Linked DNA regions of Homo sapiens: all the other regions are linked to region 5. A link is a contact called in ENCODE Hi-C or POLR2A ChIA-PET data. All regions are on one chromosome and are shown on one strand. Each heading gives the region's core, a stretch centred on a gene start or an enhancer-like site at or near the end of the contact. The rest is flanking DNA. Distances are from core to core; before and after follow the strand shown. Region 1 holds the start of DNAJC1 (DnaJ heat shock protein family (Hsp40) member C1). Region 2 holds the start of EBLN1 (endogenous Bornavirus like nucleoprotein 1). Region 3 holds the start of SKIDA1 (SKI/DACH domain containing 1). Region 4 overlaps KIAA1217. Region 5 has its middle 24 kb from the start of C10orf67. Region 6 overlaps PRTFDC1 (phosphoribosyl transferase domain containing 1).

What was found. Hi-C counts contacts between places; a loop is a spot of excess contacts on that map. ChIA-PET counts read pairs that join two places held with the same protein, here RNA polymerase II (POLR2A). Pooled maps may share reads with other maps.
Region 1: a loop to region 5 is called in a pooled map, with 4 times the contacts of the local background. The contact joins the promoter of DNAJC1 here to the enhancer-like site in region 5. A Hi-C loop is called at or near these places in 7 of 37 single-sample maps with no recorded cell type and 6 of 50 pooled maps.
Region 2: a map with no recorded cell type shows a loop between it and region 5 (2.9-fold over the local background). The contact joins the promoter of EBLN1 here to the enhancer-like site in region 5. A Hi-C loop is called at or near these places in 2 of 37 single-sample maps with no recorded cell type and 4 of 50 pooled maps.
Region 3: a loop to region 5 is called in a pooled map, with 5 times the contacts of the local background. The contact joins the promoter of SKIDA1 here to the enhancer-like site in region 5. A Hi-C loop is called at or near these places in 4 of 37 single-sample maps with no recorded cell type and 9 of 50 pooled maps. POLR2A ChIA-PET finds 5 or more read pairs at or near these places in 2 of 52 experiments (CD4-positive, alpha-beta T cell and naive thymus-derived CD4-positive, alpha-beta T cell).
Region 4: a map of naive thymus-derived CD4-positive, alpha-beta T cell shows a loop between it and region 5 (4-fold over the local background). The contact joins two enhancer-like sites. A Hi-C loop is called at or near these places in 1 of 168 maps with a recorded cell type or tissue (naive thymus-derived CD4-positive, alpha-beta T cell), 1 of 37 single-sample maps with no recorded cell type and 9 of 50 pooled maps.
Region 6: a map with no recorded cell type shows a loop between it and region 5 (8-fold over the local background). The contact joins two enhancer-like sites. A Hi-C loop is called at or near these places in 7 of 37 single-sample maps with no recorded cell type and 5 of 50 pooled maps.

The regions. Positions count from the first base shown.
Region 1 is chr10:22,002,459-22,005,158 of GRCh38, reverse strand. DNAJC1 (DnaJ heat shock protein family (Hsp40) member C1) reads left to right here and starts at 1,429. Exons shown (of 12, transcript NM_022365.4): 1 at 1,429-1,946. The coding sequence starts at 1,725. RefSeq lists enhancers at 1,176-1,305, 1,336-1,385, 1,265-1,765 and a silencer at 1,426-1,795.
Region 2 is chr10:22,216,760-22,219,459 of GRCh38, reverse strand. EBLN1 (endogenous Bornavirus like nucleoprotein 1) reads left to right here and starts at 1,445. Exons shown (of 3, transcript NM_001394757.1): 1 at 1,445-1,544.
Region 3 is chr10:21,524,277-21,526,976 of GRCh38, reverse strand. SKIDA1 (SKI/DACH domain containing 1) reads left to right here and starts at 1,295. Exons shown (of 4, transcript NM_207371.4): 1 at 1,295-1,430. RefSeq lists silencers at 271-420, 541-960 and enhancers at 616-1,259, 1,260-1,903.
Region 4 is chr10:24,468,853-24,471,552 of GRCh38, reverse strand. All of the region lies in intron 5 of KIAA1217, which reads right to left. Among named protein-coding and RNA genes, the nearest start is that of MIR603, 190 kb to the right of the region's middle. Within about 2 kb of position 1,397, at least 8 of the 41 ENCODE cell types and tissues checked have a DNase peak (open chromatin) inside an H3K27ac peak, as active enhancers do.
Region 5 is chr10:23,367,573-23,370,272 of GRCh38, reverse strand. No RefSeq gene overlaps it. Among named protein-coding and RNA genes, the nearest start is that of C10orf67, 24 kb to the right of the region's middle. Within about 2 kb of position 1,277, at least 4 of the 41 ENCODE cell types and tissues checked have a DNase peak (open chromatin) inside an H3K27ac peak, as active enhancers do; they include CD4-positive, alpha-beta T cell, where a contact is called at or near this core.
Region 6 is chr10:24,900,774-24,903,473 of GRCh38, reverse strand. The region is part of intron 3 of PRTFDC1 (phosphoribosyl transferase domain containing 1); the gene reads left to right. Among named protein-coding and RNA genes, the nearest start is that of PRTFDC1, 50 kb to the left of the region's middle. Within about 2 kb of position 1,378, at least 19 of the 41 ENCODE cell types and tissues checked have a DNase peak (open chromatin) inside an H3K27ac peak, as active enhancers do.

The DNA of each region.
Region 1 (2,700 bases), core at 180-2,679, 1.4 Mb after region 5:
CTAGGCTGTCTGCTACAAGATCGGGGTAAGAATCCCAGATTTGTGGCAATATGGCACCAGTTTCAAAGGTTTTATTGCACTTAATCTAATGATCAAATTAGGAGAAAAGATGAATGTTACTATAATATGTAAAAGTAGTGCTTAAGATCATTAATTTCATCTTATTTCGATGTTTTGTTCATTGAATAAACAGTAACCTAATTTAGGGACTTGGTAAAGATGACGTTCACTTTAAGAAAACTGATATAACCAAAAATAAACTAGGCTGGGGGTGGTGGCTCATGCCTGTAATCCCAGCAGTTTGGGAGGCTGAGGTGGGTAGATCACATCATGTGAGGTCAGGAGTTTGAGACCAATCTGGCCTACACGGTGAAACCCCGTCTCTACTAAAAATACAAAAAATTAGCCAGGCATGGTGGCAGGAGTCTGTAATCCTAGCTACTCGGGAGGCTGAGCCAGGAGAATTGCTTGAACGTGGGAGGCAGAGGTTGCAGTGAGCCGAGATGGTGTCATTGCACTCCAGCCTGTGCAACAAGAGCAAAACTCCGTCTCTAAATAAATAAATAAATAAACTAAAAATCTGTGGTAGGGGGAATGGTGGTAGGGAGGTAGTCACAGGATTCAGTTCAACTAATTGAGTGCTCTCATGTGCTATGCATTGTGCTAAGCACACAATAATAAAGTCCACACAAGAGAATTGTGGTGGAGAAAATAACTTGAAAAGAGCTTGAACAGAAGCAATGCAAGACTAGAAGGTGAGACATTGTTATGGGAGAGGAGGTTTTTAGCCTGTCTTTTAAAACAGAAACATCTCAATTGAGGTCTGTTTTCAAAGGAACCCCAACTGGAGGTGGGCTAAGGTGGATAAACTACATTTCTCCTCCAACTATGATTGAGTCACCATTATTAACTGTTAATTCTACCAGGTCATTTTATGGTATTATGCCTGTAAATCTTAATTCATAATTAGAAGTATACTTTTTGTTTTGGTTTCAATTCCTTTTCTGCTCTACCTCTCTCTACTTACTAGATTTGCCCCTTTTAGAACCTGGTTCAACTTGTCCTGTCTTCTTTGCTGATGGACTAATTAAATGCATGGAAGCCATAATCAATTAATCAGGCTTCAAATATGCTTTTAGTGTTCGATAGCTAGGGGAGAGGAAGACAGTAGCTATTTCAGGGGAAGTCCACGTGGGGCGTTCCAGATGGACGCGAGATGGCTATAACCGTCCCTGTCTCTCAGCCCATGTGGGCGCAGGTACAGCTGCTCCGTGCGCGCCAGTGATTGAGAGGCATTTCACCCAGGCCCAGATCTGGGGCGCCAGGCGTCCAGGCTTCCGGCCACGCCCCCTTCCCGCGGTTGCTAGGAGACATGATGTCACCGGAAGCGAGGCCTGGGATAGGCTGAGGCGAAGGGAAGCCTCACCCACTGTGCAGCCCAGGCGCCGGGCGCTGCCTCTACAGCTGTGTGTAGGCCTGGGGGCGAGGGTCTTCGGAACGTAGCGCTGGCTGCGGCCCCGCCCGCCTACCCACCCGCCCGTCCGGCAGCCGGCTCCCGCCGCCTCCGCGCTCTGTCTGGGGCCAGCCACCTGGCGGGCCGCTCCGGTGCGCCTGCCCGCGCTTTTCACTGACAGGCGCTGTTCCCCACAGCCAGCGCCGCCCGCCACGTCCCAGCTCTCGGCCAACGGAGCTGCGCGGCGGGTGACCTTTCCGAGCCCAGCGCGATGACGGCTCCTTGCTCCCAGCCGGCGCAGCTTCCTGGACGCCGCCAGCTCGGGCTGGTGCCGTTCCCGCCGCCGCCGCCGCGGACGCCGCTGCTGTGGCTGCTGCTGCTGCTGCTGGCCGCCGTGGCGCCGGCGCGCGGCTGGGAGAGCGGAGACCTGGAGTTGTTTGACTTAGTGGAGGAGGTGCAGCTCAACTTCTACCAGTTCCTCGGGGTGCAGCAGGTAAGCAAGGAGGCGCGCGGGGCCGGGCGGAGAGGGGCCAGGGCAGGCGTCAGGCGACCCGGTTCCTCAGAGACAGCCGGACACGTAGGGCAGGGCTTGGTCACCCCGGGCTCTGGCTGCCCTCAGCTCGGGTCACCGGGGTCCTCAGCCTTGGAAGGACGTGTCCGTCTTCCCCAGATCTTTACTCCTGCTTCAACTTTTCTAGTCCCAGCCCCAGTGACAGGCTGGACGGCGCCACTAGCCTAGGGTGGCGATGCCTTCTCTCTGCTCCGGCGTTCTGGGGAAGAGCCTTCCCCCTCCAGCTGTGCTGGAGGAAGAACGAAGAGTGGTGTGGGTAGACTTTTTTTTTTTTTTAATTTAACACCTACCTTTTGCCTTCCTGTCCCCCTGAATGTGAGAAAGAGCAGCCGCTTCTCACCCTAAACTGTCATCTTCCACCGATACTTACCTCATCCTTATTCTTATTTCAGCTGCCTCCCCTCCTCTTCCCTTCTGGGAAAGTAGGAATGCACTGTGGCCAGTGTCTGTGTTGCAAAAGTTTTTCTTACTTTGTACTTCGTCATCTTTTTAGCCTGTTAGGTAGATGTTTGTTTCGCTTTCGCAGTTTAGAAATCTGGAGGAATTTGAAGCGTCTAACCAGGTTGGAGGTGTTAAGTTTTTTGAGCAGCAAAGGACTTGGGATGCGATTGGAAGAGAAGCCCCCGGTCAGTAATGTAGGAATGGGTTTTTTTTTCCCCTTTTCCTTTTGTTTCAT
Region 2 (2,700 bases), core at 196-2,695, 1.2 Mb after region 5:
CAAGGCAGATGACTGCATCATCTTCAAGTGAGCGAGCAGTGCTGGTCTTTAACAGGATGAAGTGGGCCACTTCTATAGGCCCAGAGTCTGGGAGAATGTGGGAATTCAGGATGCCACCATGCCATGCCTTAAGGTCAACTTCTTCCCAACAAGGCCCTCTCCTCATTCAACCTCTTCCGAAGCTCTGTTACTCTTATTGTTGAGGCTCGGGCTTGATTCTTAGCCTCTTTTGGTGTTGGCTCATAGAAGATGAGAATCTCTTTATATGGTGTGGAAGAGGCTGTCTGACTTTGCTGCTTGCCTTTAATTGGTGATTAATTAACCTCAGCCTTTTGTTGTCTTCCTCTAGGGCATCCACTGTTGTCAGCAGCAGCCAATTCCCTAATCCTTGTAATTACCACTTTCTCTAGCTCTCAAAATCCTGATACTGCACCTGCCAGTGCATTCCCTTTTACTGGTATCCAACGCCAGCTCACACCGGGAATGTTTTAATACTTGCACCACTGTCTCATGCCAGAGGTATCCATGCTCCATCTATCCCCAGTGATGGGTCTTCAGTACCTGCCTGCCAGTGGGTGATCTGGCTGTGCCTGCGGTCTCATTTTAAAGCCACTTTCCTAGGATCACTTCCAGCACTAGCTGCTGCAGGTCAGATGCCCGGAGACTCTGAGATTTGCATGTACAGTTTATTGAAGAGTGCTCTCAGAAACAACTCCTTTGAGGAAGCCAGGGAGAAAATAGTACTGAGCAGAGGAAAAAGCCAAACTGAAATGCAGCTGCATCAGTAGCCTCAGCTGGCTCCAGGGGGAGCATTGAGGCTGAAAGAGCATTCAGAGATGTACCAATCCAAGGCACCAGGGCTGGGTCTTTGAATCGCTGCATTGAATTCAGTCATTGGATTGTGGGCTACCCTTGAAGAAGAGACATAAATGTATTGAGGCAACTTCCTTTAACCAAGGTCAATTCCAGAAAATGGATTCAGCTGTGAGCCATCAACAGCCAATAATTACTCCCAGCAACAGCCTTGAACCTGAAGGGGGACTGGGTGAGGGGCCATAGTATCCATGGCACAAGTCTCCTAGGAGTGGTTTCTTTTCTTATTATTTTTCCTTTTATATGTATTATTTCTTCCTGTCTTTTTAGGTCATTGTTGTTGTTTTTTTCTTTTTTGTTACACATTTGCTTTGTATACTTTAATTTTTTAAAAAACAGCAAAGTCATTAAGATTTATATTTAAACGACAGAGATTTTGCTATGCAGTTACATGGTTTGGCTGTGTCCACCTAAATCTCACCTTGAATTGTAATCCCAACTGTTGAGGCAGGGACTGGTAGGAGGTGATTGGATCATGGGGGTGGATTTCCCTCATGCAGTTCTCGTGATGGTGAGTGAGTTCTCACGAGATCTGACGGTTTAAAAGCATCTGGCAGTTCCCCTCGTCCTTGCTCTTTCTCTAGGTCCTGCTGCCCTGTGAGGAAGGTGCTTGCTTCTCCTCCTTCAGCCATGCTTGTAGTTTCCTGAGGCCTTCCCAGCCATGCAGAACTGTGAGTCAATTAAACCTCCTTTCCTTATAAATTACTCAGTCTCGGGTAGTATATTTACAGCAGTGTGAGAACGGACTAATACACCTAGTTACTCCTCTTTACATTATTTTCTAAATAGTCTGTATTTGTTGCTTGCTTTTTGACTTAGAAGTTATTTAGGAGAGACTTAATATTTAACCTTTTTCAAGTGGTTGTTTTTTCCAAAGTTAATTTTACGAATTTATGGTTATATCATGGTGTAGTCAGAGAATGTAGCCAACGTAGTATCTGCTTTTGTCATTTATTACAGTTTTCTGTTTTCCATTAAGTTTTGTTTCCATTTTTCTTGCGTATACCAAGGAAGATAAAAAATAACAATGCAGTTGAATCTGACAAACACATTGGTGTGTAATGAAATGTATGGTGTGCAGGATATACAGAAAAAGCAGAGGATATGTTTTTTCCTCTTTGTCTTTCTTTATATTACCAAAGTTCTTGGCACATAAGAAATGAATATGAGAACAGTATGAAAGTGAAGCAGTTCTCTTTATTCCTTTGTGCCTTCTCATACTGATCAGGGAAAAGAAACCAGGATGATAAGTTTTTGCACTGGTGAAACCCTATCTCTACTAAAAATAGAAAAATTAGCTGGGCGTGGTGGCACGCACCTATAATCTCAGATACTCAGGAGGCTGAGGCAGGAGAATCACTTGAACCCAGGAGGCGAAGGTTGCAGTGAGTCAAGATTGCACCACTGCACTGCAGCCTGAACAACAGAGCGAGACTCCGTCTCAAAACAAAAAAATATATATATACACATACATATATATATAAATAATTTCTGAGTATGTATTTATTGCTTTAAAAATCAAGCAACAGAATTGTTATTGTAATAAGCGTGAGAGGGTTTCCCAGGCAACATTGGATTCTGATTGGCTGAGTCAAGGTAAAATGATGCAGCGCACAAGTTTTGTGTTTTAGACTTGAAGCTCAAGTGTACTTACTTAGTTTTTGATCTCGATAAAATAGTCTTAAGGAAAATCATAAAAAATTTTGATTATGTGGATTTTGGCAAAACAGAGATGGAGTGCACATAGGGCAAGAAGTACTCGTGATTCTTGATTAAACTTCCAGTGTTTTGAAAATCAAGTTAAAATTTCTGAAGATTTATACTCCG
Region 3 (2,700 bases), core at 46-2,545, 1.8 Mb after region 5:
AAAGATTTCCTCAGGAAACCCCAAATCTAGAAGGAAATACAGCAAACCCTAGAACGCTTTTAACCCTTAAGACATCTTGTATTAAAAGAAAAAAAAAGCATGTATGTCTTAAAACCGGCCAAAGAACCATCTCCTCGCTCTTTATTTCCTCCTGTAAATGCTATTATTTTAAACTCTCCATTTTAAACTCGTCCTTCGGACGAGAGGGCAGAGAATGTGCCCGGCAGCACGCAGCAAATCAGAGGTTTTATCTTACGCCTCCTGGGACTGGGAAAAAAAGTGGAACGTGGCCGAGGGAGCTTCCAGGGCAGAAAAGCGACACAATTCGCTGGGGACGCCGCTGGGCCAGGCCAGGCGGGGGAGGCGCGGCGGGGGCGTCGAGGGCTCTCGGGCTCCGGGCCGGGGCGCCGCTGCGAGGAGGGGAGGCGGTTTTAAGTCATGGGGGCTGGGAGGGCGGCGGCGGGTCGGGCGTGACGAGACTTTCGGAGGCAGGATGGGGCGGCGGTGGAGTTGCCTGGGCTTTCTCAGCACCCCCCCCAACACACCCAAATAAAAAAAGGAAAGTTAGAAGGAGGCGGAGAGGAGGACAGCCATCCCCATTTCCTCCCCGCGACGCCGCGGAAGGGCTGGGGCCGCTGCGAGCAGAGAGAGGGCGCGGGATGAGGCGGGCCAATCGCAGTCAACAGGTCCAGGCCTCAGTGGGGCAGCTGAGCCGGGAGGCCGGCGCCCCCTCCCCTCGGCTCCCCGTCCCTCCCCTCCCTCGCAGGCCCGGCGCGGTAGGGGAGGCCCGGCCCGGCCCTCCCCGCCCCGCGCGGACTCGCTGCGGCCGACTCCGCCGGGGCAGTCGGGGTGGGGGTGGGGCGGGGGTTCCCCGCCGGAGAATCCTCCCCCGGGGCTGGCGGCGGGGGCGGGGAGCGAGAGCCGGGAATGGAGGATTAGGAAGGACTCCAGCTCGGCACGAGCGCGGCCCGCGCGAGGGATCCTGGGTAAAAAGTGGCCGCGCGGCACCGGAGAGCGCGGAGAGGAGCCGGGGTCAGGGGTCACGGCCCTGGAGCCCCGCGTGCAGAGCCCCCCACGTGAACGCAGCGAGCAGGAGGAACCTTTTTGTTTTCGACCGCGCCAGCATGCTCCCCTATTGACCGAGCTGCTTTTCCTGGGCTGCTGGGGAGAGGAGCTCCATTGCGGAGCTCTTAACCCCACCCCCACCTTCCACCGCCAACACACTTCCCAACTCAACCCTTCCTCTCAACTCTCATCCCAGCCCCCCGTCCTGAGCTTGCAATAACGCAGTAAATTTGCTTTAACAACAAGTGGGGGTGGTTGAATTTACTCCTCCCTCTCCTCTCTCCTCCCCTTCCTCTTGCTGCGGTTCTTGACACTACTACAAACCAGGACTATAAACATAAACATGTGTCACTGTAACAGGGCAGGTAATATACGGATTTTGAGGCGGGGTGGGGTGGAGCGGGGCTTGGTCGCCGCTTGGAGGGCAGTAAAAAGTCGCGTTTCACGTGCTCGACGGCTTTGGGGACTCCCGCACACATCGATCCGTTTATATAATGCCGAAGGCACTTGGTCACTTATTCAGCCACGCAGACCCACAAAGCCAGACTTGCGGATAACCAGCGTACCCCAAAGCAAATGCATTTCAATACGAATCCCTCTCCTTTCCCAGCCAGTGCTGCCATTTCTTCTATTAGCAAACAGTAACGTGATACTTGAATCCCCTTTCCTTTTTAAAAATTCTTTTCCAGATAGCCATGAGATCATTTTTCGACCTAAATAGTACATCTCTCCCATAGCCACTACCTACACATTTTGTGCGCAGAAACCCCTTCAAACAGCAAGAAAGTCTATTTAAATGACTGAGTTCGAAATCTGGTGTGCAAAGGGTATTTCTTGGGCTTTGCCTCCGTGCATTGAGCAACTTCTGCTGCAAGTTGCTGACACTGGCGCGGTGGAGATCCGCCACAGCAAGCCTTTTTTATTATTATTTAGTCTATATCTGCCTCTCAACTTTTTTCTCATTCTTAGTTCAACAAGCCAGCAACCACTACTTAAGGTAGAGTAAAGCGAATCCCTTCCCAAGCTTTTTGGCTTGAAACGGAGGGAGATACAGAAAATGTTCAGATGGGGAAGTGGTTCCCTTTGTTCTTTCATTGTTTCTCTACGAACTGGTGGATACAAGGACAAACACTTACCTTCTCTTCTTTTTGCTCCACAAACCAGACGTTCCCATCAGCCTTAAAATACACAATCCACCTTGAAAGTAACTACGGATGTCGGGAGAGTTTGTATTCCATTCTTTTTCGCTCTCTGCCCTCTTTTAGCGTAGGATTAAGTTGCAGAGCACGTTGCTGCAAGCTGTAGCCCCCCCCCCCCCCCGCCTTAGTGAATCGGTCACGTTTAGGACCCTCTAAGTCCATCCTAATTCTGCCAGTAGAATTGAGGGTATTGGAGCTCTAAACTTTCAAAAGGAAAGGGGCCTGCAACTCTCCAGAAAACTTACAAATACCCCGAAATTTTTTACCATTGTGTTTTTGCACCACATCACCAAATAGTATTTGCCAAGAAATAATAGATATGTCTTTGAGAAAAAAAAATTTTTTTAAGTTTATACTTAGCAATGCGCTGCTTAGACAGATGTAGTAAAAGGCAGGTTTGTATCGGCATTTAACGGAATGAGTGCGTTTTCCATAA
Region 4 (2,700 bases), core at 148-2,647, 1.1 Mb before region 5:
AACTCCCACCTTGTTCAATGGTCAACTGTAATTTGCAACTATGTTACTGTGTTTAGCAAGGGAGTAGAATAAAAAAAAAAATAACTCAGGATATGATGATTTCATATATTTTTGCTTTGGTCAAGGTGCAGTGGGGAAATGACCACTGAGATTCTCCAAATAACTGAGGGAAGGAGAGACAGGCTCCATCCATTCTTCAAGTTCTATTGGTGAGGTCACAGGAGCCCACAGTCCCTATCCTGACTTCCAGGAGATGTGACAGAGAAGAAGGGTATAAATGGTTGGAGGGTGGATGAGGGAGGGACCCGAGGAAAGAGGTGGGGGCTTGAATGGCAAGAACCAAGATGAGCAGCCAAGAGACCCCATGATGTGGATGATGTGGAAGACAGTAGGGATAGTAGAGGCACCAGGAGAAGGTTGAAAATGAAACAGAGCCTAATGCACAGGATACAAACTAACTGCTTCTTTATCACAAAAATTCACTGCATGTAGTAAAGAGTATTTACCAAGCACTTGGTAAGTGCCTGGGGTTATTCTAGGATACAGTTCTAAAGAAGCCCCCAAGTTCCATGGAAACTCCCAAGCGCCATGGAGAGGGCACCTTCTTTCTTAAACTTCGTAGATAAGAATGCAGGAACAACCAGTGGGACTCCCATGGCTTCCTTATCTTGCTCCTGGAAGGATCCAGCGGTGTAGAATCCCTGCCCTGCAAGTTTTACATAGACAAGTGGATTTCATAATGAAAGTGACCAATGAGAAGTGCAAATAAGGTGCTAATATGTAGCAACAAAAGGGAGCCCTTTTTGAATACATGACCTGGGCACCACGGAATTGGCCTCTTGGCTCCTATAGGGGCTATTTCTGGGCCCCCTGGAGTATGCAGGCTCCTCCCTCACAATTACAATTTTATCTCCACTTCCTCTCTACTCCCCTCCCAAAACACACACAGAGCTCCCATTATGATAGGCTAATCTGTTCTCCCTTCTCTAAACCTAACTTGTGATATCCTGATGCTGTCCTCACTCCAGGGTCTCTCTCCCCATGTGCTAGTTCTTGGGGATCCATATGAAGGTTCGAGGTCAGGCTCCAGGTGCGTCTGCTCTGCATGGCCCCTGCCCTGATGCTCCAGCCCATGAGGACCTCCCTGCTCATTGGACACCCTCATGACTCAGGTGCTCAGTGCTTTAGACCAGAAGGAACAGTCCCAAGGTCATTGCATGATAATACACCTGACTGATGCTCATTCCAGGGAGGCTGGGCAACCGCGTGACACAGGTTTTGCAGGAGAGCGACACGGATCCTCTATAAATACCTCTCTCACTCTGCCTTCACAATTCAGGGCTCAATAAAAAGCAAAGTATGGCTCAGCAGGAAGCAGCACAGGGCTTCACAGGTCATAAAATACAGGAGGGACTGGCTCAGCGAGCAGCGGATATGTGGGCAAATTCTCCACATAATCAGATTACACAATGCAATAACCAACCAAAACAAACATCGAGATAAATTCATCACATCGACTCAAATATGCCACTGTTTATAAAGCATTACACAGTGTCCAAGGCAAATCACATACAACAAATGGTAGGTACTGTTGTCATTATTGTTATTAATTCCAGAAAAATATTTAAAATATGTAGAACTGCCTGGGCACAGTGGCTCAGGCCTGTAATCCCAGCACTTTGGGAGGCCGAGGCAGGCGGATCACTTGAGGTCAGGAGTTCGAGACCAGCCTGGCCAACGTGGCAAAACCCCCTCTCTACTAATAATACAAAAATTAGCTGGGCATGGTGGCATGCACCTGTAGTCCTAGCTACTCGGGAGGCTGAGGCAGGAGAATTGCTTGAACCCGGGAGGTGGAGGTTGCAGTGAGCCGAGATAATACCACTGCACTCCAGCCTGGGTGACAAAGTGAGACTCTGTCTCAATCAATCAATCAATCAATATAATATCTAGAACCCTCTTGGTATGAACAACAGTCCTAACTAGGTCAGTCACTATTCCCTGTTCTCTTTTCCTTCCTTAGCCACCTTCAGAGTACATCTTTATCTGGGGGACTACGATCCCAATTAACCAGCAGAAGCTTTCCTCTTTTTGGCAGGAGTGTAAAAAGGGACATTAAGATTCTAGGGTCTCGGTGCAGTGGTTCACGCCTATAATCCCAACATTTTGGGAGGCTGAGGTGGGCGGATCACTTGAGGCCAGGAGTTTGAGACCAGCTTGGGCAACATGGCAAAACCCTGTCTCTATAAAAAAATACAAAAATTAGCCAGGCGCAGTGCATGCGCCTGTAATCCAGCTACTCAGGAGGCTGAGGCACACGAATTGCTTGAGCCTGGGAGGCGGAGGTTGCAGTGAGCCAAGAATACACCACAGTACTCCAACCTGGGCGACACAGCAAGACTCTCTGTCTCCAATAAAATAAAGTAAAATAAAATAAAATAAAATATTCTAGAGAGTATAGAACTGTCCAGAAGGATAAATAATATTAGTAAAAAGAAAATGTAAAATTTATTTAAATTCATAAAAAGTTGAGTACATTTCTTTGAAAACAGCAAAGGTATTTACATAGGTATTTTAAAAACATGCTTGGTGACATGCAAAAAATGGTTAGGAGATATATAAATAACCTTTAAAATGAAACATTTAAAGATCTAACTAGAATATCTCAATAGATTTACTAGTGGTATGTATAGATGAGAT
Region 5 (2,700 bases), core at 28-2,527:
TGTTCACTTCTTCCATCAGACTCAGCACAAAAGCACAGTCTTCCCTGGGTCTTCAGGTCTTCACTTTGGAAGGCTCCCCTGTCACGTAAACCTTGGTTAAATAAATTTGTGATGCTTTTCTCTTGTTACTCTGTCTCTTGTTATAGGAGTATCTGCCATGACCCTTGTGATGGATGAGGAAAGGGTATTGGTTTTTTCCCCTACATTCTTTTGTTTTAGATGGAGTTTCGCTCTTGTTGCCCAGGCTGGAGTACAATGGCGCGATCTCGGCTCACTGCAACCTCCTCCTCCCGGGTTCAAGCGATTCTCCTACCTCAGCCTCCCAAGTAGCTGGGATTACACGCATGCACCACCACTCCCGGCTATTTTTTTTTTTTTTTGTATTTTTAGCAGAGAGGGGGTTTCTCCATGTTGGTCAGGCTGGTCTTGAACTCCCAACCTCAGGTGATCCGCCTGCCTCGGCCTCCCAAAGTTCTGGGATTACAGGCATGAGCCACCGAGCCTGGCCCTTCCCCTACACTCTTGAGAGAAATTTTGGAGGGGAAACCCTCTCTCCCTCTGGACATTGGTATAACTGAGGCCTGGAATGGCTGCAGACATCTTGCTCTAGGCCTTGAGGATGAGTCCAGAGAGTTGGAGGAACGTGGAGTTAAAACCACTGAATTGAGCCAATCCTCCAGAGAACATAGTGTCTTATCTCTAAACTCGCAGGCTCACAATCTAATGCATTTATGCATTGTTTAATTTTGGTGTTCAGTTACCTGCTGCTCAAAGTGTCCTAAATGTTCCAGTAACCAAACCCAGCCTGAGAGAGAGGAAGTCTTGACAATTTCCTTCTCAAATCAAACCATGGAGTTTGAGAATTAACCTTCAGCAATACCAACAGCAACATCTTGGACTTTATCCAAACATTAAAAGAGTTGTGAACAGTATCGCCTCAAAGACAGGGAAGCGGAGAGATAAAAACGACCTTCCAGAGGTAGTGGCTTATAGAAACTACTGTTGCTTTGTTAATTAAATGTTAGTTTAATAATCTTTTATATCTGCATTAATTTTTCTGAGATATCATCTATATTTTAATAGTCTTTGAGCAGATGAACAGGGGAAAGACTGAATAGATAATTTACCTCCCCAGTCAGGAAATCATTCTGATTAAATGGGTCCTGGAAAATCTCTACTTCCTCTCTTTTGGCACAGAGGAAGTGTTCAGCTGTTTTGTTTTCAAAAACCTCAAGGTATATCAGTTAACCAGCTGTCCTGGATGTGGTTTTGCTAGTTTGTGTATGGTTATTGAGTGATTTATCAACGGAAAAAGAAAGAATGAAAGAGAAAACACAAAAAGGCAAGGCATGGACAGACACGAACATAGCAAAGAGATCTACAGCCTCCATAGGTGAATTTCATTCTTGTTTAGAAAGTCTAGTGATGGTAGATGTCACTCAATGCCCACTTGATTTATTATTTTTTTCTTAAAAGAGAACTCCTTGCTTCAGGAATCAAAACACCAAACCAAAACTTTGTTCTGTGGCTCTCTCTCAGCCCATTTTCTCATAAAGATTTAGTAACAAGGATTAGGTATTGTGTTCCCAAAACCTTCCTCTTAGACAACATTGAGCCAGATTATCTAAATGCCTAACCTACCACCTGGGCAATAGAAAATCTGGGGGAAATGCATGAATCCTTAACGCAATGCACCACTCAATGAGTCTGACCCAGATGCTATAAAAAGCACATTTTCCTTGCAAAGTTAGTGGGTCACACATGAGTTGATCTGTGGATTGCACAGACCTTATATTTGATTTTGGGGGAGCTGATACCGGATTTTTCTGGTTAGTGCTGCTCTCAGCATTTTGCTAAGTAACACTGCACATTGGAGAGATGAGGAGCTTGCTCAGGGCCATGTAACGGGGGTCACCTCAGCAAACCAGCCAGAAACAGAGCGGGGACAGGGCAGAAGTGTTGGGCAGGACAGCTGTTTCAGGGCTCACTTAGCTCAATTCCCTGAGTTTACAACAGCCATCGCCATGTTTTGTAGAATGACCTCCCAGAACTTCCTGCTGTTTTTCTCTAGGCCTGAGCTTGGACAAGCCTTTAGTAAATGCTTGCTGTTGCATTTTATCAGCTCATGTCCTTTTAATTGAGTTACTAATTAATAAGAAAACATTTCTTACATCATCTACATATCTTCTGTGTGACTTTGTTCTGAGCTGTTGGAAATCCTTTTCTAGAGTGGCCTCCAACCACATTTGCTGAAACAGCTGCAACTAGCTGCATTATTCATTTCCCTCTCTTGCTTCATTCTTCTCCATGGCACTTACCACCACTTGATATATTATATATTAATCTGTTAATTGTTTATGTGCACACACGAATATATGCTGTAACAGTGAAGAAAATTGTTCATCTGCATGTTATTCCAAATGCCTAGAAAAGTGCCTTGCAAATAGTAGGTAGATAATAAAGTTTTTATGCAATTAATAATGTAATGAATTTTTATTAATTATATTATTTTAATGCATTTTGATTTGCTAATTCATGTGTTTAAAATACCATGCATACAGATTAAGAGCATGAGTTCTAGGCACAGACAGATTAATTAAATCCTCCTTCTTCCACTTATAAGCTGTGTGAACTTGGGCAATCCTATAACCTCTCTATGTCTAGGCTTTCTCATTAACGTAACAGGATAATAATGCTATA
Region 6 (2,700 bases), core at 129-2,628, 1.5 Mb before region 5:
AAACTTTGAATTGAAGTGCAATATACATTCAGAAAAGTGTCCACATCATGAATGTTCAGCTTAATGAATTTTCCACCAAGCGAACAACCTTGTGTATAATCATTACCAGTTAACAAATAGAACATTACCAATCGTTGGCTTTATTAGTCTTCACTTTATAGGGGATGCCTAATAAATAATTTACTTAGTAAATGCACCTTAGTAAAAGGTGCAAACATGTTTTCTCACAACAATCCCTATATTTTCTTTTTTCTTACTTTTTTTCTTGAGATGCAGTTTCACTCCTGTCACCCAGGCTGGAGCGCTCACGATCTCAGGCACGATCTCAGCTCACTGCAACCTCTGCCTCCCAGGTTCAAGTGATTCTCCTGTCTCAGCCTCCTGAATAGCTGGGATTACAGGTGCCTGCCACCACACCCAGCTAATTTTTTGTATCTTTAGTAGAGATGGGGTTTCACTATGTTGGCCAGGCTAGTCTCGAACTCGTGACCTCAGGTGATCCACCCGCCTTGGCCTCCCAAAGTGCTGGGATTACAGGCATGAGCCACTGCATCTGGCCCCTATATTTTCTTATTAAATTCACAGGAGAAAACTTGAGCCAAATAATCTAACTCAGTCTTTCACGACCTTCTTAAAATCAGCAGATATTTGACAAAAGAATAAATGAATAAATATCCAAACCAATAATTATGTCAGAGTATCAAGGCAATGAGGAAGAAGGAAATCTAACTGTAATCTTGTTAGAGTCCATTTTACTTTCCTTCTTGTTACCTTGTCACTGGGTGATGAGAAAAGACAGTTCTCTGAATTTGTCATTCTCTTTGCTCTAAGTTTGAAGAAAAATATAAAAGTCAACTTTCTCTGGAGCACCTAGAAAAATCGCCTTTCCTAAGACAGTTTGCACTGCAATGGAATTTATGAGGAGGAGATTCTAGTCTTGGTTCTGATGTACTCCACCAAACCACCAGATCTTGGACAGAAGTTGACTGGGTCTTTCCTTTGCAAAAGGCCTGAACTACACATTTCCTAGAATTCATTCCTGCTCAAGGTTCCAATGACATGCACCTTTTCAAGATGATCAACTGTACTGAAGGTTACAGTCTGTGGCCCTGGAGCAGATAAAAATAAAGTGGGGCCCTGTAATAGTGAGTCATTGGCATCCGTCCACAGCTCTATGAGTTGGCCAAACTAACCAGGCAGAGATTAATGCCTAACTAGAATGTGGATTGCTGCTTTGCAAAAGAGCAGTTGGAAGATTAAGGAGAAAAAAAAAAAATCCTGGATAATCACCTCCCTCCTCCATCCAGCAATGAGGCAGCTTTGATGAGTAATCCATTGATTGCTATGAGCCATCAGTTTCCTTCTTTCCCTCCCTTTGCTGCAGCAGTTTTCACTGCCAGTAACCACTGCAGCTGTGCAGGGATCGTCACCAGGACACACCCCTTCACTCTGTTCTCCACCACCTCCTAACAACCAACCACGCCTTAGATAAAGGGTGCAGGAATTGCAGCAAGGGGCTTTGGCCCTTGTGGGTGGATACCTGTGGCAGTCACCGTGCATTTAGACCATCTGTGGTTGGGGAGTTGGCTGTTCATGCATGTTCTGGAAGAGAAATTCACTGCAAATGCAGAGTGAGCCAACACAACAGTAAGAGATTCTCTGCATGACTAGTATAAAATCATGTGAAAGATTAGAAATGAAGTCGCTTTGTTTCAGCCTCTATTTATCTATTTACTTACTTATTTGAGACTGGGTCTTTCTTTGTCACCCAGGATGGAGTGCAGTGGCGAAATCACAGCTCACTGCAGCCTCCTCCTACCAGGCTCAAGCGATCCTTTCGCCTCAGCCTCCTGAGTAGCTGGGACTACAGACATGTACCACTATGCCTGGCCAATTTTTTTTTTAACTTTCTGTAGAGACAGAGTCTTGCTATGTTGCCCAGGCTGGTTTCACACTGCTGGACTCAAGCAATTCTCTCGCTTTGGCCTCCCAAAGTGCTGGGATTACATTCCTGTTTCAGCCTTTAAAATAAAAAACATTTTAGGGTATGTTAGTAAGTGAGGTGGTGGTGGTCATTTCTCTTTAAATGAGACTTTCCATCTATAATTTCTATTTTTATTACACTCTCTCAGGCCTGCTGGGTTCCTTCACCCTTAATTGCTGACATTCTGCCAACAAAGAAACACCCACTTAGTTTCTTTCTTACATAGTTGCAAGTTCCTTTTTTCTTATTGACTTGATGTTACCCTGCTCTGCCATTCAAAAAACAAGAAACAAGAGCATGATCTGGCCATGTGAGAAACAGAGGAATTATAATTGTGGCTTGTGATACACATACATATAGGAACCAAGACACAATTTTCTGTTAGATTTGTAATGATGTCTGAAGCATATGATTCTGAAAAATTCGAGAAAACTAGACACATTTCCGATGCTATAATATGATTCTGAGTTGTACTTGCTTTGTACTTTGACAGTTTCAGGTTCCATATTCAGACCCACAAATTTCAAAATCTAATTGCAAACACCTGTTAGCGACAAGTTACCACAAAATAGTCTCCTTTCGTAGGGTCATGCCTGGGAAACAGAGCTCTTCCTTTTTAGGTACAAGCTTTATGCATAGATTTTTATTTATATAAAATGTTCGGCCCAAGTCTTTGTAAACAGTACTTACCCAGGTTATTTATTTTTTAATTCTAA